Regions from separate parts of the Homo sapiens genome. Here region 1 is linked to region 2. Evidence: chromatin loops called from intact Hi-C (ENCODE). Cell type or tissue: prostate gland. All regions are shown on one strand. Each heading gives the region's core, and the rest is flanking DNA. Links, peaks and the distances in the headings are about the cores only.

Region 1 (6,819 bases), core at 4,099-6,598, 590 kb after region 2:
TCCTTTACTTCTTCATGGGTTACTATTTAAACAGTTTTATAATTTATCATTCCTTTATTTGTATTTATATTTTTGAGCCAGGGTCTTGCTCCGTTGCCCAGGCTGGAGTGCTGTGGCACGATGTCGGCTCACTGCAGGCCCTGCCTCCTGGGTTCAAGCTATTATTCTCCTGCCTCAGTCTTCCGAGCAGCTGGGATTACAGGTGTATGCCTCCATGCCCGGCTCTTTTTTTTTTTTTCGTATTTTTAGTAGAGATGGGGTTTCACCATGTTGGCCAGGCTGGTCTGGAACTACTGACCTCAAGTGATCTGCCTGCCTTGGCCTCCAAAAGTGCTGGGATTGCAGGCATGAGCCACCGTGCCTGACCCATTTTTTCAAATTCAAAGAAATACACGTATGTATTTATAATCATTCCTTCTTAAATAGGTAGCATTCTGCAATAGTTTTCTTCCCCTTGCTATTTTTACTTTTTTTTTTTTTTTTTTTTTTTTGAGACGGAGTCTTGCTCTGTCACCCAGGTTGGAGTCCAGTGGCGTGATCTCGGCTCACTGCAACCTCCGACTCCCTGGTTCGAGCAATTCTCCTGCCTCAGCCTGCCGAGTAGCTGGGATTATAGACACGTGCCACCATGCCCAACTAATTTTTATATTTTTAGTAGAGATGGGGTTTCACCATGTTGGCCAGGCTAGTCTTGATCTCCTGACCTTGTGATCTACCTGCCTCAGCCTCCCAAAGTGCTGGGATTACAGGCGTGAGCCATGGCACCCGGCTGCTATTTTTACTTTTTACTGTTTTTACGTACTCCTGGGGGTGATTTCAGGACATTTTAAACAACGACCTGTCAGATTAAGATGAAAGAAATGGGCTGGGTGTGGTGATGTGCACCTGTAGTTGCAGCTACTTGGGAGGCTGAAGTGAGAGAATCACCTGCGCACAGGAGTTCAAGGCCAGCCTGGGCAACATTGTAACTCCCTATCTCTTTTAAAAAACAGACGGCCACTGCACTGGGGTCTCCTCTCTGCCCTGTCCCCTTTCCACTTGAGGTTTTTCTAGAAGCTGCTTTGCCAAAACAAAGAGGTTGTGGCTTCGTGCGCACCAGATTTCTCTGTAGAATGGCTCTTCTCTTCCTGCAAATACTAGAGAGAATTTAATGATTTCATTCAGCCTGTGGCTTTTTTTTTTTTTTTTTGCCTTAGCCATAATTAACGGAGACATAACATGCTACACTGATCTGTGTCAAGCTACACCACATGTGAAAGTTTCTTGGCTGATGGCATCATTGAGATTTAGAAATTAAAGTGAAGATTCAAATTTGTACCAGTCTGGGCGACATGGCAGAACCCCATCTCTACAAAAAATACAAAAATTAGCTAGGCATGGTGGCACACACCTATAGTCCCTGCTACTCAGAAGACTGAGGTGGGAGGATCACTTGAGCCTAGGAGGTGGAGGCTGCACTGAGCCGTAATTGCGCCACTGCACTCCAGCCTGGGTGCCAGAGCATGACCCTGTCTCAAAAAAAAAAAGACAAGAAAAGAAATTTGTAGACCACCCTGCTACGTAGCATATTTTAAAATTTAAGAACTGGTTTTTTGTTTGTTTGTTTGTTTGTGCCTGATTGATGGCTTCTGTGATCTAATGTGTTTTTAACGCTTGCAGTTCCTCTCTTATTGATGATCATTCCTTGACTACTTGGAATTCAAAAGATATAAAACCTGTGGTCTCTGCAGACCTACGACTGCTCACCAGGCTTCTCTCACATTGTAATTCCAGCAGTGCATCTTCAAATCCAAAATCAGCTGTAAATTCACCTAGTTCTTTGCATTAAACTGGATTAATCATTGTAAATGATTGGTTTTGGGGTAGACTTTAAAATGTTGAATTATTTATGTACGCCTTGCCTGCTAAACTAGATTATGACAGTTTGAGTGTAGCACTCTTCATTTAAAATATTTGTGTTTTGCAATTATAAGGATATTAGCAAAATAAGATCATTTCAATTGGGGAAAAACTGACAGCTTCTATGTACTAGTGTTTGCAGCAAAATGTAAAAATTGCCTACGACCAGAGAGCTGTGGTGTTGAATTTAACTATTAATTTCTTAGAACTTGATCCTATATTTTACTGTGACCCTGCCCACGAGGACTTTTCATGATAAATAAGAGGGGACTGAACAACTGCTGTGAGCCATACTTCAGTTAATCTTTCATCATTTAAAAGCCTTGCCTGAGAACTCCTGGAGTATGAATTATCTGTCTTTTTTTTTTTTTTTGAGACGGAGTCTCGCTCTGTCACCGAGGCTGGAGTGCAGTGGCGCGATCTCTGCTCGCTGCAAGGTCCGCCTCCCGGGTTCACGCCATTCTCCCACCTCAGCCTCCCAAGTAGCTGGGACTACAGGCGTGTGCCGCCACGCCTGGCTAATTTTTTGTATTTTTAGTAGAGATGGGATTTCACCATATTGTCCAGGATGGTCTCAATCTCCCGACCTTGTGATCCACCCACCTCAGCCTCCCAAAATGCTGGGATTACAGGCGTGAGCCACTGCGCCTGGCCTGTCTGTCTCTTAATGTCTAGTTTCTATAGTAGAGCAAAGCCAAATTGAAGACCGTCCTGAGATGATGTGTGTGCATGTGTGTGCTAGAGCAGTTCATTAGAAATCTTCCGAATGCAGCTGGCGCAGTGGCTCAGGCCTGGAGTCCGAACACTTTGGGAGGCTGAGGCAGATGGAGAGCTTCAGCCTATGAGTTCCAGACCAGCCTGGGCAATCAATATAGCAAGACCCTTCTCTATTTAAAAAATAAAAATAAGGCCGGGCGCGGTGGCTCACGCCTGTAATCCCAGCACTTTGGGAGGCCGAGGCGGGCGGATCACGAGGTCAGGAGATCGAGACCATCCCGGCTAAAACGGTGAAACCCCGTCTCTACTAAAAATACAAAAAATTAGCCGGGCGTAGTGGCGGGCGCCTGTAGTCCCAGCTACTTGGGAGGCTGAGGCAGGAGAATGGCGTGAACCCGGGAGGCGGAGCTTGCAGTGAGCCGAGATCCCGCCACTGCACTCCAGCCTGGGCGACAGAGCGAGACTCCGTCTCAAAAAAAAAAATAAAATAATAAAATAAAATAAAATAAAATAAAAGGAAAATTTTTTAAAAAATCTTCAGGAATATCAAGTTTGTTGACTGACCATTGTATATGGGAAAGTTGGGTCAGGATGCAGGTGAAGGAGCCATATTTGAGAGAGGGAAGTTTTCATTTTAGTCCTGAGATAACTGGGTAATAAGTTGTCGATTTTGTGATTTCTGACTTCCTCAGAACTCTGAAAGTATCCCTGATAGAGTTCTTGTCAGGTTGGTAAAGATGTATTTTCTTATTTTAATCTCTAGAAATGATGAAGCCCGTCCTTACTTTTGGAGAAAGAGTGTCGCAGGTCAGCTTTAGCATAATGAGAAACAGCAATATCCTGACTTTACTGGTCAGAATTTGTGAGCAAAATGATCACTCCTTCTGTGAGAAGAGATGGGAAGTGCTGCCCTTTTAGCCATGCTTGTAGGTGACCTTTGCTGTACAGGGCGGGCTGGCAGGGAGGGCCAGGTTGCAGTGAGCTCTCCATGGTCATGGCCTTTGATGTTGGGACGGGGAATGGGGAGTCTGATTCTCCACCCCCATCATCCTCCCACACACCGGCTTAATACGCTTCTTCCCCAGCTTAATACGCTTATTGTAAGCTCCTTACTGCAAAGCGTTAGGCTCTCAGTAGACTAGAAATTATGTTTCTCATGCAGGATGATTGAGTAATAACAATATGACTGTCTTAATGTCAATATGAATTTGTCTCATCTTGTCTGAAACATAATTGAACAAGTTCAGGTTCAGACAGGTCTTAGAGTCCACTATTCATTTCTCAAGAGCAGGTTCTTCAAACACACACACACACACACACACACACACACACACACACACACCCTTTGTTTTTTATCCTTCCCTAACAGTTTCCTAGTATAGAATAAACTGGTTAGGTTGTTGTGTATGTATGCAGTGTGAGGCCGCTGGTTAGTTCTTATTAGAAGACGTCCCCCAGTAATCAGAACCTGTGGTGTCTGCATGTGTGCGTGTGCGCTGTCAGTGTGGCCAGGTACGACTGGAATGATCAGTAGCAGTCGTCAGATTCCTTTTAGCAGAAAAAGATCTTCAAACCTGACTTGGTGTTTTTTCTTTTTTATCCTTTTTGTTGTTGTTGTTTTTGAGACACAGTCTCCTTCTGTCTCCAGGCTGGAGTGCAGTGGCGCAATCTCATCTCACTGCAACCTGCACCTCCTGGGTTCAAGTGATTCTCCTGCCTCAGCCTCCCGAGTAGCTGGAATTACAGGCGCGGCCACCACACCCGGCTAATTTTTGTATTTTTACTAGAGATGGGGTTTCACCATGTTGGCCAGGCTGGTCTCAAACTCCTGAGCTCAATCCATCCGGCCGCCTCGGCCTCCGAAAGTGCTGGGATTACAGGCATAAGCCACCACACCCAGCCTAAAGTTTCTACTTTAAAGAAAGAAATTCTCAGGCTGGACACGGTGGCTCACACTTGTAATCCCAGCACTTTGAGAGGCCGAGGTGGGTGGATCACGAGGTCAAGAGATCGAGACCATCCTGGCCAACATGGTGAAACCCCGTCTCTACTAAAAATACAAAAATTGGCTGGGCTTGGTGACGTAGTCCCAGGTACTTGGGAGGCTGAGGCAGGAGAATCGCTTGAAACCGGAGGTGGAGGTTGCAGTGAGCCGAGATGGCGCCATTGCACTCCAGTGACAGAGTGAGATTCCATCTCAAAAATAAATAAATGAATAAATAAATTTTCAATACAGTGGTGGCATTGGTTTTGTTTTTTTTTTTTTCTAAAACGGAGTTTCACTCTTGTTGCCCAGGCCCAGACTGGAGTGCAGTGGCACAATCTCGGCTCACTGCAACCTTTGGCTCACTGCAACCTTTGGCTCCTGGGTTCAAGCAATTCTTCTGCCTCAGCCTCCCGAGTAGCTGGGATTATAGGTGCGTGCCCCCATGCCCAGCTAATTTTTGTATTTTTGGTAGAGACGGGGTTTCACCATGTGGGCCAGGATGGTCTTGAACTCCTGACCTCAAGTGATCTGCCTGCTTCGGCCTCCCAGAGTGCTAGGATTACAAGCATGAGCCACCGCGCCCGGCAGGTGCCATTGGTTTTTAAAGTGGAACTTGAGTCCCTCTAGTGGGTAGGGTATAATTCACCTTCCCAGCTTGAGATAGAATGGAAGATGCCAGTCGTGATTTTCTTGGAACCAGCTTTGAAATCCAGTCTTCTCATCAGCGCCGGTGTCACCCTCCCCAGCTAAAAGGCAGTGCTTAGCTCGCCGCCGGCTTGGTCCCGACATCAGCCACGATTCAGGAGTCCTCCTCCTCTGCCCACGTGATCTTAGTGGCCCTGATCCTTCCTCGCATGTCATCTCATGGCTGTGGTTCACCGGCTGCTTTATCTCAAGCCTCAGCCAATATAAACTCAAACTACAAGTTGATGATGTTTCTGCCCTGCAGTTCTTTCCAGCCAAGAACACAGTGCCCCCAGGGTCCTCGAGTTGTCATGAAATAAATAATTGTGCAGGTCTGCTTTGGGTACCACAGGTACACGAAGGACGTTTAGCAGTTGGAGGAGTTACATCTGATAGCCAGAACAAAGGCAGTGCGGTGCGGCTGGAAAGAACGTGGGTTCGGCGTTCAGTCCTAACTGCAGTTACTGTGTGACCTTGAGCTGTGTGACATAGCCTTTCTGTATCTTCGTTTTCCTGGAGATGCCTAAACTATCTTGTGGGGTTCTTATTTTTTTAATTAAAAATTTTTTTTTTCTTAAGAGACAGGGTCTCACCCCGTTTCCTGGGCTAGATTGCGGTGGCGCAATCAGAGCTCCCTGCAGCCTGGAAGTCTTGGGCTCAAATGATCCTCCCTCCTCTGCTTTCAGAGTAGCCGGGACCACAGGCATACACCATTGTGGCTGACTAGTTTTAAACGTTTTTTTAGAGATGGAGGTCTTACTATGTTGCTGGGGCTGATCTCAAACTCCTGGGCTCAAGTGATGCTCCTGCCATGGCCCCCCAAAGTGCTGGGATTATAGGCGTGAATGACTGCACCTTGCAGGGTTGTTTTAAGTGCTGGACATAACACACACAAAACCCTTTGTGTTTTCAGTGCTCTATGATTGGTAGCAGAAGTTGTGGAAATTTTCTCTGAGTTCATTACAATGCATGAGGTTTAATTATTCGGATAACTTTCTTCTCTTTTCTATGCTTCCTTTTTCTTGCAGTCACCACCAAGTAAGCGAAGAAAATTAGAGAAACCGAGAAAACCCATAACATTCGTGGTGCTGGCGTCCGTGATGAAGGAATTATCCCTCAAAGCATCACCTCTGCGCTCGGAGACGGCGGAAGGCATAGTCGTTGTCACGACATGGATTGAAAAAATTCTCACTGATTTGAAGGTACCTGCTTAACCATATTGACGAAGTACTCATAATGATCCTTCTCTTTTTTCTTTTTTCTTTTTTTTTTTATTGAGAGTTTGGAGAGAGGGGAAACGTGATTTCCCACAAAATTCTGTTTTTCCTCCAAACAGGTCCAGCATAAACGAGTTCCCTGTGGAAAAGAGGAAGTCAGCCTTTTCCTAACGGCCATAGAAAACTCCTGGATTCATTTAAGGAGAAAGAAAAGAGAGCGTGTGAGACAGCTGAGAGAAGTTCCCCGAGCTCCTGAGGACGTCATTCAGGCCTTGGAAGAGAAAAAGCCCACCCCCAAAGAGTCTGGCAATAGCC
Region 2 (15,918 bases), core at 8,192-10,691:
TCCATATCCTGACATCTGTTATTATTTGTCTTTAATAATTTGGAGTCTGTGACATCTGCCCCCACCACGGGAACCACAATAAGCTATCATCTCACCCCAGTTAAAATGGCTTTTATCAAAAAGACAGGCAATTGAGAATGCTGGTGAGGATGCAGAGAAAGGGAAATGCTCACAGTGTTGGTGGGAATGTAAATTAGCATAGCCACTACAGACACTACAGTGTTTGGAGGTTCCTCAAAACACTAAAACTAGAGCTACCATATGATCTAGCAATCCCCCTGCAGGGTAAATATATCCAAAAGAAAGGAAATCAGTACATGGAAGAGGTCTGCACTCCCATGTTTATTGCAGCACTACTCACAATAGCCATGGTACAGAACCCACCTGAGTGTCCATCAACAGATAAGCGGATAAGGAAAATCTTTTTTATATACACAATGGATATTATTCACCCATGGAAAAGAATGTAATCCTGTCATTTGCAGCAACATGGGTAGAATTGGAGGTCATTATGTTAAGTGAAAGCCAGACATGAAAAGACAAATACCGTGGCCGGGTGCGGTGGCTCACGCCTGTAATCCCAACACTTTGGGAGGCCAAGGCGGGTGGATCACTTGAGGTCAGGAGTTCGAGACTAGCCTGGCCAACATGGCAAAACCCCGTCTCTACCAAAATTACAAAAATTAGCCGGTGTGGTGGCATGCGCCTGTAGTCCCAGCTGCTCAGGGAGGCTGAGACAGGAGAACTGCTTGAACCCAGGAGGCAGAGGTTGCAGTGAGCCAAGATGGCGCCACTGCATTCCAGCCTGGGCAACAGAGACTCTGTCTCAAAAAAAAAAAAAAAAAAAAAAAAAAGACAAATATCGCATGTTCTCATTCATATGTGGGAGCTAAAAAAGTGAATCTCGTGGAGATAGAAAGTTGACTGGTGTCACCAGAGGCTGGGAAGGGGCGGGGGAGGGCAGGATGAAGGGAGGTTGGTTAATGGGTACAAAAATACAGTTAGATAGAAGAAATAAGATCTAGTGTTCAATAGTACAATACAGTGACTATAGTTGATAATAATGTATTACATAGCTCAAAATAGCTAGAAAAGAATTTGAATGTTCCTAACTCAAAAGATCAATGTTTGAGGTGATGGATATTTCTCTTACCTTGATTTGATCATTATGCATTTTATCAAAATATCACACGTACCCCAAAAATATGCACAAGTACTGTGTGTTCATTTTTTTAAAAGAATCAGAAAGACAATTACCAAGAACAGGTTCAATGTAATGTAATATATGAGTTGCTTAAAAAGAAAAAAGCATAGAACCTTTTAGAAGCCCAGAGGAAGGTGCAACTAACTCTGCCTGGCAGAATCAGGGAAGGCTCCCATAAGACAGGCCATTTGAGTGAGCGTTGAAAAAGGAGGCAAAGAAACAAGAATCCAAGCAATGTTTCTAGCCTGGGTCAAAATGCGGCAAGAGTAACTCTGGAAGGTCCCAGGCAGAGACTGGCCAAGTCCGCCTCTTTGGATAAAGAGCTGAGTGAGTGACAGGGGACACACAGGTGCCTGAAGGCAGAGCCATCTCCTAAAGCTGAGCAAAGCTCCTCCCTGCAAGGTAGGGCACTGAACAGCTGTAGCAGTGGAGGGGGTTGACAGACCCCGCAAGTCAGGCTGGGGTAGGGGTTTCCCAACAGTTACCATCGTGCCCGGCTGTCGCCCTGGCCTTCTGAGCCCGTGTGCAGGCGGGGGAAGAGCCCCGAGCGTCGCTTGATGGGACTCCGTGACTGGTTCTTCACCGTTGCCGCCACCACTGGAGGCTGTCGATGAAATTGCCAAAATGAGTGCTCCCGGCCCAAACACCGATCTCCTATCCCCTCATCCTCCTCCCTGGTCTACAAATGGCTCCTGGTCTGGAAGAGACCCCAGAAAATAGCAAGACAGCTAGGAAGGTTGAGATCTATGTAACTGAAGCTGAGACCTGGAGACTCAGGCCAGTCACAGCCTCCTTCCCTGTGTTAAGCCAAACCTTGTGGTCCCAGGTCATGATCCACCAAAGACCACAACTGTTGGAGGAACACAGGGCCAGGCCCACCAAATTGAGAAGGTCAGAACAATTCCGGGGGACACAGGCTGAGAGGCACAGAGCCAGGGAGGCCCTGGAGGGACCTGGTTCAACCTCTCACTTTACCGGCAAGGAAGCTGAAGACCAAAGGTCTTCCAGCAAATCACTGGCAGGGTGAGGACTCCTGACTCTCCTTCATTCCTCGCAAACAAATGGAGCCGCGCAGGCGTTCCAATAACAAGACAGGCTGAGAGCCGCAGAGCCAGGGCCACAGGCACCAATGGGCGGTTGGCGGCAGCCAAGACGCCTTCTGCTTTGGAAAGCTGCCTGGCCTCACAGTGGACAATGAGTGGTGGGGGTTTGAGGAGGGCAGATGGGAGCCTGGAACCAACCTCTAGAGGCCACCAAGCCTCCAACTCAGGCCCCAGCTCCTGCCATGCACATGTTATGGCACCTCAGGAGAGCAATGAGACCCGACCTGAGTCTCCTCATCCACAGGATGGAGATGAGGCCCTGCTCTGCTCACGCCATGCACCTTCAGGGGGAAGCAAGATAATAGCTAGGAAAATATTTAGTCAATTAAATTAATTATGCGAGGCCATTTATAATACTCATAATTAGTTCCATGGTGAGTATGTTCTGCTATTTTGAAGGAAAAGAAAGGAAAATCCTAGTCTATACAAATCCAAAGCCACTTTGCTTTAGTTACTTAGATTTGGAGACAGGGTCTCACTCTGACATCCAGGCTGGAGTGCAGTGGCCCAATTACGGCTCGCTAGAGCCTCAACCTCCCCAGGCACAGGTGATCCTCCCACCTCAGTCTCCCAAGTAGCTAAGACTACTGGTGCGTGCCACCATGCTCAGCTAATTTTTGCATTTTTTTGTAGAGATGGGGTCTCACTTTGTTCCCCAAGCTGGTCTCGAATTCCTGGACTCAAGGGATCCACCCTCCTCAGCCACCATGCCCGGCCCACTTTGCTTTATGAAAGGCCCAACTACATGATTCCCTCCCCTTCCCAGCCCCTGGTACGAGTCAATCAGGCCCAAACTCACAGGCCTGCAGGACCCTTCCCTTGGGAACTGTACACATGGTGATGAACAGCACAGACTTTGGATCCAGCAGAATCGCATTCAAATTCAGTTGATTTTGTGTTTTGTTTTGTTTTGTTTTTTTGAGACAGTCTCGCTGTCACCCAGGCTGGAGTGCAGTGGCATGATCTCGGCTCACTGCAAGTTCCACCTCCCAGGTTCAAGCAATTCTCTGCCTCAGCCTCCTGAGTAGCTGGGATTACAGGCACCCGCCACCACGCCCAGTTAATTTTTGTATTTTTAGTAGAGACGGGGTTTCACCAAGTTGGCCAGGCTGGTCTTGAACTCCTGACCTTGTGGTCCACCTGCCTCAGCCTCCCAAAGTGCTGGGATTCCAGGCATGAGCCACCACGCCCGGCCTCAAATCCCAGCTCTTAAGCTTAGCTGAGTGGCCTCTAGCAAGTTACTGAGCCCCAGCGGGCCTCCTTTTCCTCAAATGGGAACAGGAGAACACATCAGCACCCATCTCGGGCAGCTGCTATGGGAAGCAGGTGAGATTGTGTCTACAGGTTACTCAGCTCAGTGCCTGGTACACAGTAAGCTGGGGTGGCTACTGCTGCCATTAATAATAACAAAGCAAGGACACCCCTCTCACAGTCATGGGTCCCGAGCCCCTGAGCAGCAAAACACACCCCAGGACCACACTGCAGGGCTGGCCCCGAGGAGGAGGTCTAGCTGTCAAGGAAACTCAAGAGAACAGGACAGGAGGGCTTCTAGCACCATCTGGGTCAACCCCGGGTGCTGTCTAGGATGGAGGCTCCAAAGGACCGTTTTCAGAGGTCAGGGGTCAGGGTCACCCCCAAGCAGCCTCAGTTTCCCACCATCATCCAGCTTGCCCTGATCAAGTCACCTGCCCAAGCCTGGGTGGGGGCACTCTTCCTCCATAGGTCTGGGGGGGGCCTCCCTGGGACCCACTTGCCGCCCCGGGGCCTGCCAGCACTCACCGAGAAGGTGGTCTTGGTGACCTCCATGCTGTTGTGGGAGATGCCCCCGCTGAGGCTGCCAGGGATGCCCCCACTGTGCGACTTCTTCTGGCCGCCCACCATGGTCTCCATGGAGTGGCTGCGTACGCGGATGGCCCTCTACGGGGAGAGAACAAGGGCCTGAGAATCAGCACCCGGGCTCTCCGGATGACTCTGCCCTCCTCGTGGGGTCTGTAGACACAGCCCTCAGCACACGTATGCGTGCACACATACACACACACACACACACACACACACACACACGGTCACAGAGGCCCATACTAGTTACTCCAGCTTACAGAGGATGTTTCCATATTCTGCCCCACACTCTGGGCATGGGTGGAGGCAAGGCACAGCCCCGGCTGGAGGGAATCTGAGGGGTCAGCGCCCCAGCTCCCCTGCACGGTGGACAAAGGTTATTATCTTCATCTTACAGGTAAGGAAAATGAGGCTTGGAGCTCGCCAAGCCTGTGCGACACTGACCTAGTTACTAACCTCTCTAAGCTACAGCTTCCTCATCTGTAAAATGGGAATTCTATGTTTCACACCCAGCATCGTGGTGGGGATTCAACACACTCAGGTGTCTGACCACAAGTTGACTCTTTTCCAGAAAACTGAGCCTCCATCTGTAATAAACACTGGATTGTATCCCAAAGTGTGCTCTGGGCAACTTGGAATATGCTGGCCATGGGTGCAAGTGTGTGAGGGTCTCTTACTCATCTGTGCATCAATCCATGCACTGAGCCGCCCCTCCCACTTGCAGGGGCTTCAGATCCGCCTTTGTTACGGCCCCTGGTCTGATGGAGGTGCTGAAAGAGATGCACCCTCAGCCTGGCAGAAGTGCAGGGTCTCGGGGGGCACGGAGCTGCTCAGGCCACCCAGGAGCAAGGGGCACACTGGCAAATGGTGAAGTACCCAGGAGAGGACCACCAGGGAGGTCAAGGCTTTGTCAAAGTACATGTGAGAGTGAGAACAGCTAAAAACCAAGATTACTCAGCCACGGGAGGGATGGACCCGGGAAGGCACAACCACCCCTCAGAGTGCTGTGTTGAAGCAGAGCTCGGCTCCACCTCAGGGGGGGATTTCCTGACAAAAGAAGTCCCAGGGGACTCTGGCTGCCCCCTGGATGATGCTCTCTCTGGCTCCAAAGGCCTTCAAAGATGGTGTGAGAATTCTAGGAAGAGAAGGTTCTCTCCAGTAACCCTTTGATCATTCCATCAGTCACTGGATCTGGCCGGGCAGGAATGCAACTCAGCAGTCAAAAGCATGGAGGCTTTAGGGTTTCACTGCCAGGATTTGTATCTGGGCTTCTGGGCCCTCTACTCCAGCACGCATTAGCTGAGTAACCCCGGGCAGGTGACCCAGCTTCTCTGAGACTTAGAGTGAAAGAGATGTTGGTGTCTACACCACAGAGTAGTTGTGAGAATACACACAGGGCTCTGAGGAGACAGCCCAGCACATCGTAATGATCTGATAAGTGTGGCTACTCTTACGGTTAATAACAAGCACCTGCTGCAGGCTGCTCACGTGCCTAGCACTGTGCCAGGAACTGGGAGACCCGCAGCAGGAAAGTCGAGATGTGTAGGACATGGCCTCTGCCTCTGAGGAATGCCCAAGACATATTCCTCACATTGGGCGATGCTGAAAGACCCAGAGCCTGTGGGGTGCTCCTTCTGGATTAATCAGTTGTCCAGGCTTCTGCAAGGGCAAAGACTCCTGGACACGAATATTATCTGTTGTTCACATACAAGTATCAACACCTCTGCTCCCTGAGCTCCCCACTGGCAGAGCCAGGTTCTAGCCAAACGTGTCCTCCTCCTCCATGGGACGCAGGATTAAGTCATGATCTGCCTAAGGCAGTCAGTTAGCCTATCCTCTTGCCAGTGGCAGAGGAGGGCATATCCACTGGGTGCGCTGGGGAAAGGTTTTCTCAATGATTCCCAAAAAAGATTTAACATGTCAGCAGTGTTTTGTCAGCAGACAAAACCATGACAATGATCTTAGGGCCACGAGGGGCCAAGCCTGAGGGACAAAGCTGACAAGCCAGGGAGGGCAGAGGGGAAAGACGAAAGGAATCTTGATGCTGACTGAGCCACGAGTCACCCAGCCCTCCTTGGACACCAGCTCATGAATTTTCCTTATCGTAGTGTGAGCTAGTCGAGGGAGGCTGCTCTCAGAACTCCAGCTTCAGAAAGCTGATGCAGAAGGACTAAGGTGTGGGCCCCGCTCCCCTTCCCCTCTGGATTCACACCTGTGCACACCTGTACAACTGTGTTGGCTCACACACCCCATGTGTAACCTACAGATGGTCTCATGTGGACAACCTCCCTTCCTCTTTTGAGCCATCTTTTTTTTTTTCTGAGACAGAGTCTAGCTCTGTCACCCAGGCTGGAGTACAGCGTGTGGCACGATCTCAGCTCACAGCATCCTCCGCTTCCCAGGTTCAAGAGATTCTCCTGCCTCAGCCTCCCGAGTAGCTGGGACTACAGGCGCCCGCAACCATGCCTGGCTAATTTTTGTATTTTTAGTAGAGATGGCGGTTCACTGTGTTGGCCAGGCTGGTCTTGAACTCCTGACCTCGTGATCCACCTGCCTCAGCCTCCCAAAGTGCTGGGATTACAAGCGTGAGCCACCACGCCCAGCCTTGAGTCATCTTAGGAAGAGCTGGGTCTACAGCAAAGTGGTCCCAAGAAAATGGCAGGGCTGCTGCTCCTGACCCAAACAACAGGTCTCCCTGGGCTCTCTGGACGTCAGGATTTCTCCAAGCTTGGGAAGGGCAAAGAACCCCATCCTGCCTGCTTTTCTATCCTGACAAGGGATGCAGACTCAGGAGGGCCATTTGTAAACCGGACAGCCCCCTAGATGAGCTACTGACAGTGAGGTGTGTAGCCCACCAGCTTCATACCCCTGATTTGATCGGGCATCTCTTATCTGAGTCAAAGATGCCCCTGGAGGGACATCTCTCACTCCCTCTCTATACCATAGAACAGGGTCACCTAGCAACAGTTTTCCTACCGCATGGTTAAAACAGTCAGCGCGTTCTATTTACCCCGTCACGCAAGCATCATAAAGCCATGTACCCTTTGAACAACTGAGGGCAGGACAGGGGTGGTGGCACACTGAGGTGTCCCTGGAGGAGCGGCGAGCTTCCTTTTTTAAAATAAATAAATAAATAGAGACAGGTTCTTCCTGTGTTGCCCAGGCTGGTCTCAAACTCCTGGGCTCCAGTAAGCCTCCTGCTTTGGCCTCCCAAAGTGAGCCACCAAGCCTGGCCGCAGCCAGGTTCCATGAATGAGTTAAGTGCTCCATAAATCTCAGCATCTCGGCCAGGGGCGATGGCTCACGCCTGTAATCCCAACACTTTGGGAAGTGGAGGCACGTGGATCACCTGAGGTCAGGAGTTCGAGACCAACCTGGCCAACATGGTGAAACCCCATCTCTAATTTTTGTAAAAAATACAAAAATTAGCCAGGCATGGTGGTGTGTGCCTATAATCCCAGCTACTCGGCAGGCTGAGGCAGAAGAATTGCTTGAATCCAGGAGGCTGGGGTTGCAGTGAGCCGAGATCGCACCACTGCACTCCAGCCTGGGTGACAGAACGAGACTGTCTCAAAAAAAAAAAAAAAAAAAAAAAATCAGCATCTTTACATTCTCTTGGTGCCCTTGTGCGTTGACAACACCATCATCAATCATGACATTCCAAACTAATCATTTATATTCTGCAATCCAGTCCAGCACCACACAATGACACTGCAGTCAACAGACTGCATAGATGACACTGGTCCTATTAAGATTCTAATACTATATTTTTACTGTACCTTTTCCATATTTAGATGTTTAGTATACAAATGCCTGTCTTTGTGTTACAATTACCTACAATATTCAGTAAAGGAACCTGCTGCACAGCTTTGTAACCTGGCAGCCACAGGCTCTATAGCCGACGTGTGTCCTAGGCTCGACCATCCAGGTCTGTGCTGGCAGCCACGCGCCCTATAGCCAACGTGTGTCCTAGGCTAGACCATCCAGGTCTGTGCTGGCAGCCACACGCTCTATAGCCGACGTGTGTCCTAGGCTAGACCATCCAGGTCTGTGCTGGCAGCCACGGGCTCTATAGCCGACGTGTGTCGTAGGACGTATTCCCGTCATTTCTCAGGACGTATTTCCCGTCGTTGAGTGACACGTGATTGTATTCCTCCCTGTCTCTTTCCCAGAAAGGATTCCATGTGGGAAATAGTAACTCCTGTGTAACAGTATCTGGTCTCATGAGCTTCACATACAAGATCTATTGAATCTCTACAATTCTGAGATGCAGAGAGGACAGGCATTGGACAGAAAAAGTTCTGAAGGGTAAATTATTGCCCAAGCCCACATAGCAGGTAAGAGATAGAGCCAGGATCCAAACCCAGAACCCTGGGCTCCAGATAAAAGGGTCCCTGTATATTAAAAACTGGTCCAGGTTGAAAATACAATTCAACTGGTGGATGACTGAAGGATGATTAGAAACCACGAATTTTCAAGGCTCCCACCAAAAAAAAAAAAAAAAAAAAAGAAAAGAAAAGAAAAGAAAAACTCAGAGGCTGGTGTCAGGGAGGACACTGGCTCCTCAATTAGTCCTGGTGCAGCCGCCGGAGTCAGCAAGGTAAGTGTGAGGAGGCGGCAGGCTGGGTAAGTGTGAGGAGTCAGCACCGGGTCTTCTGTCCCTCTAGCGGGGCAAATGCAAGACAGATGCCAACTCTGCTCCAAGAGACCATGACTCCGACCCAGGAGTGGAGCAGGGCCAAGCACAAGGCCTGAGCTCTCTCGTGGACCCCCAAAACAGCGGGGCCATCCTGACATCACAACTCCCCATCAGGAGGAAAAGGAGGGGGCAAAGACGCCAAAGACCAAGGATTCTTGGCGGGGCCCTGCTGTGCTCCACCTGCCATCACTGGCACTGCTAGGGGGACCGGCTTACAGGTACCTCCCTGCAGGTACTGCGGGGCCACAAAGACTGCCAGGGATAGCTGTGGCCCCTCCTGCCACTAGGGGTCAGGTCAGACCAAGGCATGAACTATCACAGTCCCTCAAAGGCTGGGAGAAATGAACCTGGCAACTCCCAGCTTGCCACGGTCCCGGGTCCATCACAGCCAGCCCGGCAGCCTTCTCCTCCCCGGTCCTCTGCTCCACCTCTGTGCGATGAGGTCAGTGGAGGGCTGGGTGAGCTCAGCATTTCTCAAAATGTGGCCTGCACGTGCTCTACGTCCATCTGACGTCGGTACAGCAAGTATCATCACTTTTCATTGCATTACGGACCAATAACAACCTCATCAACAGCTGGCAGTAACTGAGAATGGCACTGGAAAATGGTCTAGAGATCAGCATCGTTCAAACATAACGTACAGCTCTTTCATCGTGAAAGCTGTTCTCGCAAGACTCCCGAGAATCTGCTCACAGACCCCCAACCCCAGTGGCCCCATGGGCTGCGTATGCAGTGCTGACTTCAGGCCTTACCTATTTACCCTATAGGAACATCTCTTAATTTGGAGTGATCACTGCAAACTTTAGGTTTGTTTTTTTTTTTTTTTTTTTTTTTTTTGAGACACAGTCTGGATCTGCTGTGCAGTGGCGCAATCTCAGCTCACTGCAACCTCCACCTCCCAGGTTTGAGCAATTCTCCTGCCCCAGCCTCCCAAGTAGCTGGGATTACAGGTGTGCACCACCACGCCCATCTGATTTTTGTATTTTTAGTAGAGACAGGGTTTCACCACGTTGGCCAGGCTGGTCTCGAACTCCTGACCTCAGGTGATCCACCTGCCTCGGCCTCCCAAAGTGCTGGGATTACAGACGTGAGCCACCGCGCCCAGCCAAACGTTCAGTCTTTATAATTGGAAGGTTTTTTTTTTTAGATCTAAGTGAAAATGCAAACTTTAGAAGTGTTTGTAGAACCAGCAGATTCCTGAGACTATCTCCAAGCAGTTCAGCTTGAAAAGTAGGTCTAGATGTCCAAAAGCCAACTGTTCTGTGTCTCATGGGAGAAACGCTTCCATTACAGCTGGGAGGACAGAAGTGAGCTGTAAGGAACTGCTCCAAGCGGGGTGAGGTGCCAGGCGGCACAACACAGGGCAATGGCAGGCCTGCTGCTCAGGAGAAAGATCAAGGGTCAGTGCTGACGTGGGGGAGCAGCAGCCTCACCAGGGGCAAGGATGGATGGCTGAGATGGCTTTCAGCCCTGGGGATTCTCAGTTATGCTCCCATCAGCCTGGGAAATGAGAACTTTGACAGGAAGGAGGCCGGGCGCAGTGCCTCACGCCTGTAATCCCAGCACTTTGGGAGGCCAAGATGGGCGGATCACCTGATGTCAGGAGTTCAAGATCAGCCTGACCAAGATGGTGTCCCTACTAAAAATACAAAAAATTTAGCCATGTGTGGTGGCGGGCACCTGTAATCCCAGCTACTCGGGAGGCTGAGGCAGGAGAATCGCTTGAGCCCGGGAGGCAGAGGTTGCAGTGAGCCGAGGTCGCACCACTGCACTCCAGCCTGAGCCTGGGCAACAAGAGCAAAACTCCATCTCAAAAAAAAAAAAAAAAAAAAACTTTGACAGGAAGAGATAAAGGCCTGTAACTTTTCTTCCTGGAACATTTCAGGTATCACTTGTTTCAAGAGCGATCCCAGGAAGGTGTGGGTGAACTCCCTAAGCAACGTCCTGTTGACACAGCAGCACCGCCCAAGGTGCCCAGGAAAAAAAAATACCAAAACTAGGGATGGTTTCCTGAGCTGGGCCAGACACACAGGCCTGGCCACAGGCATGGCCTAAACACCAGAATCCACCCCAGGCCCCAGGGCTCCATTCGGCTGAGCCTGGCCTGTCCCCAGCTCAGGCCTCCATGCTTGGGAGATGTGAGGGCAATGACGAAAGGGACAGGGAACAGGAGCTCGTGCTCCCCAGGTGGGAGGGAAAAAAGCTGGTCACAAATGGCCGGGCGCGGTGGCTCACACCTGTAATCCCAGCACTTTGTGAGGCTGAGGTGGGCGGATCACCTGAGGTCAGGAGTTCGAGACCAGCCTGGCCAACATGGTGAAACCTCGTCTCTACTAAAAATACAAAAAGTTAGCCGGGCGTGGTGGCGGGCACCTATAATTCTAGCTACTCAGGAGGCTGAGGTAGGATAATCACTTGAACCCGGGAGGCAGAGGTTGCAGTGAGCCAAGATTGCACCACTGCACTCCAGCCTGGGTGACAAAGCAAGACCCTGCCTCAAAAAAAATTAAAAAATAAAAAAATTTAAAAAAAATCTGGTCACAACCGTCAGGGCCCTGAAGCTTACTCTGTGTGACTGTCACAGTCTCTCCCACGCCCCACGGTGCTACCTCAGGTAGGTGTGAGAGCAGAATCTGGAAGCAGGCCTGTCTTCAACCTACAGTTGCAGGGTTTTAGTATTGAAAAGAATTCCCTGGATCACTGGATCAAAGATGAGTCGTGATAAAGTCTTAAAGTGTTTCCTCTCTTGTAAGCCCCTCTAGGAATACGTCAGACCCCCTCGAGTCAAGCACAGATCAACTGCGACTCCTGCCAGAGGCGGGGGACTGGACAGAGCGGCCTCAGGCCACTCTCTTTATACCTGCCACCTGTATTTAGCTGCTGGACCACCTCCTCCATTGGGCACCATGGGCAGAGTGTCCACAGCCTACAAGCATCTCCAGGATATAGAAATACTTGAAACCTGAAAAACCAATTAACTCCAAAATACTACAAGAAACCTGCAAAACTCAAAACAAGTGCTTCATTAAATGTCTACAAAATACAACATTATGTTGGCTCCCCAACTGCAGCTCAACTTTTCTTTTTTTTTTTTTTTTTTTTTTTTGAGACAGTCTCGCCCTGTCTCCAGGCTGGAGTGCAGTGGCGTGATCTCGGCTCACTGCAACCTCCGCCTCCCGGGTTCACGTGATTCTCCTGCCTCAGCCTCCTGAGTAGCTGGGATTACAGGCTCACGTCACCACGCCCGGCTAATTTTTGTATTTTTAGTGGAGACGAGGTTTCACCATGTTGGCCAGGATGGTCTCGATCTCCTGACCTCGTGATCCGCCTGCCTCGGCCTCCCAAAGTGCTGGGATTACAGGCGTGAGGCACGGCACCTGGCCTCACCTCTTATAGTTCTGCATAAATTACATTTACTGAGGGATGCAGAATGTTTTGATACGTGGGCTATGGAGTGTGGTGGAGCCTCTGGAAGGAAGTCTAGAGCCTGTGGAAGGCTTAATGTGGTGCCCCCCTTCCTGCCTTCCCCAGACCCAAGCCCGTTTTCCTGTTTACCGCATCTCACACTCTCCATTCTCTCGCTGGGTTGTCTGACCTGGCGCCCTCTCTCCTCCCGTTCCTCTTCTTCTGCATCCCTCTTCCGTCTTGATCTCCCAATTTCTCCTATTTCACCCGGGCTCCCACTGTCCATCAGCACTGAAACAGGTGCCCCAGGAATCACCCACCAGCCTGGACAAGCAGCTCAGCTCCTTTTCCCAACCCCAAGAGGCATCTTGGCAGCTGGCCCCAACTAGGGTAGGAAGAGCTGTGCCCTGCTCTCTGCGGTCCAGCCGGGCAGTGGGGGACTGACCCCAGGCCTGCCCGGGCCCAGGCTAGTGCGGGTGGAATCTTAACAAAGTCAGGAAGTGGGAGGTGGTGTCGGATTTGGAATCCGGCGGACCTGGATTCAACTCCACCTGCTCCCACAAATGATTCTGTCTCTTTGAGGCTTGGTTTCCTCCCATATAATACTATGCCTATCATTATTAAAACTGAGTATGAACTATTATACCAAAATTATTACACCCCAAATAATAGCCTTCCTCACAGGGCACTGAGGGCAGTTGTGAATCTCCAGGTGGGATAATGTGTGTGAAGCTTTCACTTTATACAACTGTAATAACAGCTGACATTTTTGAGCATTTACTATATTCCAGGCAATCTGGACTTTTCCAGGCATGGTATCAATGAACTCGCACAATGGCTCTGACAGGGGTCCTGCTTCCTATCCTTATGTTGTTGACAAGAAAGCTGCACCTTAAGAGGCTTGAAAGACTGCCCAGGATCCCACAGAGCTGCGGTTTTAATAGAGGTGGGTGTAGCCCTACACATAATTCCCCATAAAGTCCCACACATAATGCCCCCAGATGGGAGTTTCCAAATCACCTTCTAACAGGCAATCCAGCAGCACACGGACCTAAGAATCAGAAGACCTGCGTTTGAAATGAGGCTCTAACTCTGCCTCGGTGTAAGGACCTGAGCAGGCCTGTGGCGTCTCTCATCCTGTCCCCACGTGTGTTCGTGAATATAACAAGACCCGTTCCGCCACCTGCACAGGCTGACAGCCAGGCTCGAGCCAGATGCTGGGTCTACGTGCTGCGTGGACCAACAAGCACTCAGCAAGCATAAGATGAAAAACCTCTACCACACGCCAGCTCGGGGGCCGTCCGAGCTCCACTTGAATACTTCCAGGGACAGGGAGCTCACTGCTTCCTTTAGCAGCTCCTTCTAGTTAGTTTTTTTCCCTTGGCAAAGTCCAAAGGGACTTGCCTATAGTTCCATGGCCCCTGCCCAGCCAGGTCTTCCAATGCTCGGCCGGCTGGCTAGGAAGAATCACTGTGGCACCCACAGCAGCTACGAAGACCCGTAAGGGCTGTGGTCCTCGCTCCTGCCATTCTGCCCTGGGCTCCCCAACCCAGGAGGAGGCAGGTGAAAGCGCCGATGTTCCTGGCTTGCTCCAGCTCCTCTCCTACTGCTACCTCTTTACCTGTCCCTGCTTAACAGACTTCTGGGCCCGGAGGAGATGACCCAGATAGAGGAAGGATGGGGAGGCTGCTGAGAAAACTGCTGGCTGCTCCAGCCTCACACACTTCCTAACGGCCCTGCCCTTTGCAAACACCTAGGATACCCATACGTTTCCTGTCACCCCTCCAGCTGGCCCTTGGGCTCTGGGATCAGTATCCCATGGACCTTGGACCACTTCCTTTCTTCCCCAATCCCAACCCCACAGCAACCATCAGTCACTCTGACGCTCATACCTTAAAAGACTCCAGGAACCCCCCGTGGCCTCCATTCTCAAACTTGTCCTCCTCTGGGCCCAGTCCCAGCATGGCCTGTGTGTGGGCGTGGAGCTCATCGTGAAGGTTGTCCAGGAGGGCAGCCCTGGTCCGGTCCTAGAAGGGAAGAGGGTGGGGATGGAGAAGCTGGCTCTGAGAGCAGAGATGTGCCTGCTCCTTGTGAGCTCCAGACACCTGGCCTGGAGGCTGACATTCTGCCCAGCCCGGCCCAGCAACGGTGTGGACCTACTGCTGAGCTGAGCTTCGTGCTCACAAATGCTGCAGCTAAGATGAAGGCTGCGTGCTCGGCCTCCTGCTCTACTCCCCCTGCCCTTCTCCCTGGGTCGTCCCACCACTGCCACAGCTCCACCCTGGTGGTAGAGGAGCAGAAGGAAGAGTGAATCCCAGCCCGGCCCTCTGCCCCAGCTCCACATCCACGCACCCAACTCCCCACTGCTCCTCTCCATCCAGATGTTCGTCCAGAGCCATGCACATGGATGCCAGGGGCCGCTATTCACACAGATGAGGACTGGCCCTTTCAGCAACCCGGCCTTCGCAGGCACAACTTGGCCACCATGTCATCAAAGAGCCCAGGCCAAAGGCCCAAGAGTCACCCTACAATCAATCCCACGTCCCACAACACTTACAGCCAGGAGTCCACCAAGTCTTCCCAACCTTGACCCTAAACCATTTCCTTCCATACAGTATAAGCCTTTGTCATCTCTCCTGCATTCCTGTAAATAGCTTCTAACTGGCCGCCTTCCTGCACCTCTTGCCCTGCAACCTGTCCTTGTCACCATCGTTCTCAATGACACCACTGTCAGAGCAATCCCTCTGGCATACACATCGAGCCCCTCACTCTCCTGCCTAAGCGCTTTACCAGCAGCCCACCGTCCCGAGCTCAAAGCCCTTCTGGATCTGATCCAACCAACATCTCCGGCTGAGTCTCCACCATTCCAGCCCCCGTGGGTCCTTCAGCCACAGCAAACCCTCAGGAGCTCCCTCCTGACGTCAGGCTCTGGTTCTTCCTGACCTTTGCTCATGCTGTCTACCATGCCAGATCAGCCCTCCCTTCCCCACTCTTTCCTCCTGGCAGAAGGTTCATCTGATATCAAGATTCAGCTGTGCATGAGCCACCTCCTCCAGGAAGCCTTCCCTGAACACACCCTCTGTCCCCTACAGGCAGAAACAGTCACTATCTGAGCTGTGCTGACCTCCATCCCAGCCTAGTGCTGGCACACTGTACTATAACTATCTATTTAGTAATGACCCCCTGCCCCACCCCCCGACTACCCTGTGTACTCTCCAGGGATAGAAACTGTCTCACTTATCCCCATATCCCAGGGAACAGAATAGGGCCTGACACATAGTAGGTGCTTTAAAAATGACTGATTGGGCCAGGCGCAGTGGCTCACGCCTGTAATCTCAGCATTTTGGGAGGCCGAGGCAGGCGGATCACGAGGTCAGGAGATCAAGACCATCCTGGCTAACATGGCAAAACCCCATCTCTACTAAAAATACAAAAAATTAGCTGGGCGTGGTGGCGGGCGCCTGTAGTCCCAGCTACTCGGGAGGCTGAGGCAGGAGTATGGTGTGAACCCGGGAGGCAGAGCTTGCAGTGAGCCAAGATCGGGCCACTGCACTCCAGCCTGGGTGACAGAGTGAGATTCTGTCTTGAAAAAAAAAAAAGGACTGATTGGCCAGGCGCAGTGGCTCACGCCTGTAATCCCGGCACTTTGGGAGGCTGGGCCAGGCGGATCA

What was found. A loop is a pair of places that touch in the nucleus more often than their neighbours do. Peaks named below come from ENCODE experiments on the same cell type or tissue, not always from the same donor. Only the 100,000 strongest peaks of a DNase experiment are listed, where the experiment ranks them.
Region 1: it touches region 2 in a loop (5-fold over the local background); 3 of 110 quality-filtered maps call a loop at or near these places.

Annotation. Positions count from the first base shown.
Region 1 is chr17:2,420,401-2,427,219 of GRCh38, reverse strand. METTL16 (methyltransferase 16, RNA N6-adenosine) reads left to right here. Exons shown (of 10, transcript NM_024086.4): 9 at 6,316-6,489; 10 at 6,624-6,819. Among named protein-coding and RNA genes, the nearest start is that of MNT, 23 kb to the right of the region's middle. In prostate gland, for the core only: a CTCF peak has its summit at 5,223; no DNase peak of the experiment used is centred there.
Region 2 is chr17:3,006,367-3,022,284 of GRCh38, reverse strand. It overlaps RAP1GAP2 (RAP1 GTPase activating protein 2), which reads right to left. Exons shown (of 25, transcript NM_015085.5): 17 at 14,140-14,274; 18 at 4,087-4,224; 19 at 1,690-1,808. Among named protein-coding and RNA genes, the nearest start is that of RAP1GAP2-AS1, 48 kb to the right of the region's middle. RefSeq lists an enhancer at 11,005-11,506. In prostate gland, for the core only: a CTCF peak has its summit at 9,129 (motif pointing right); a DNase peak (open chromatin) is centred at 9,144.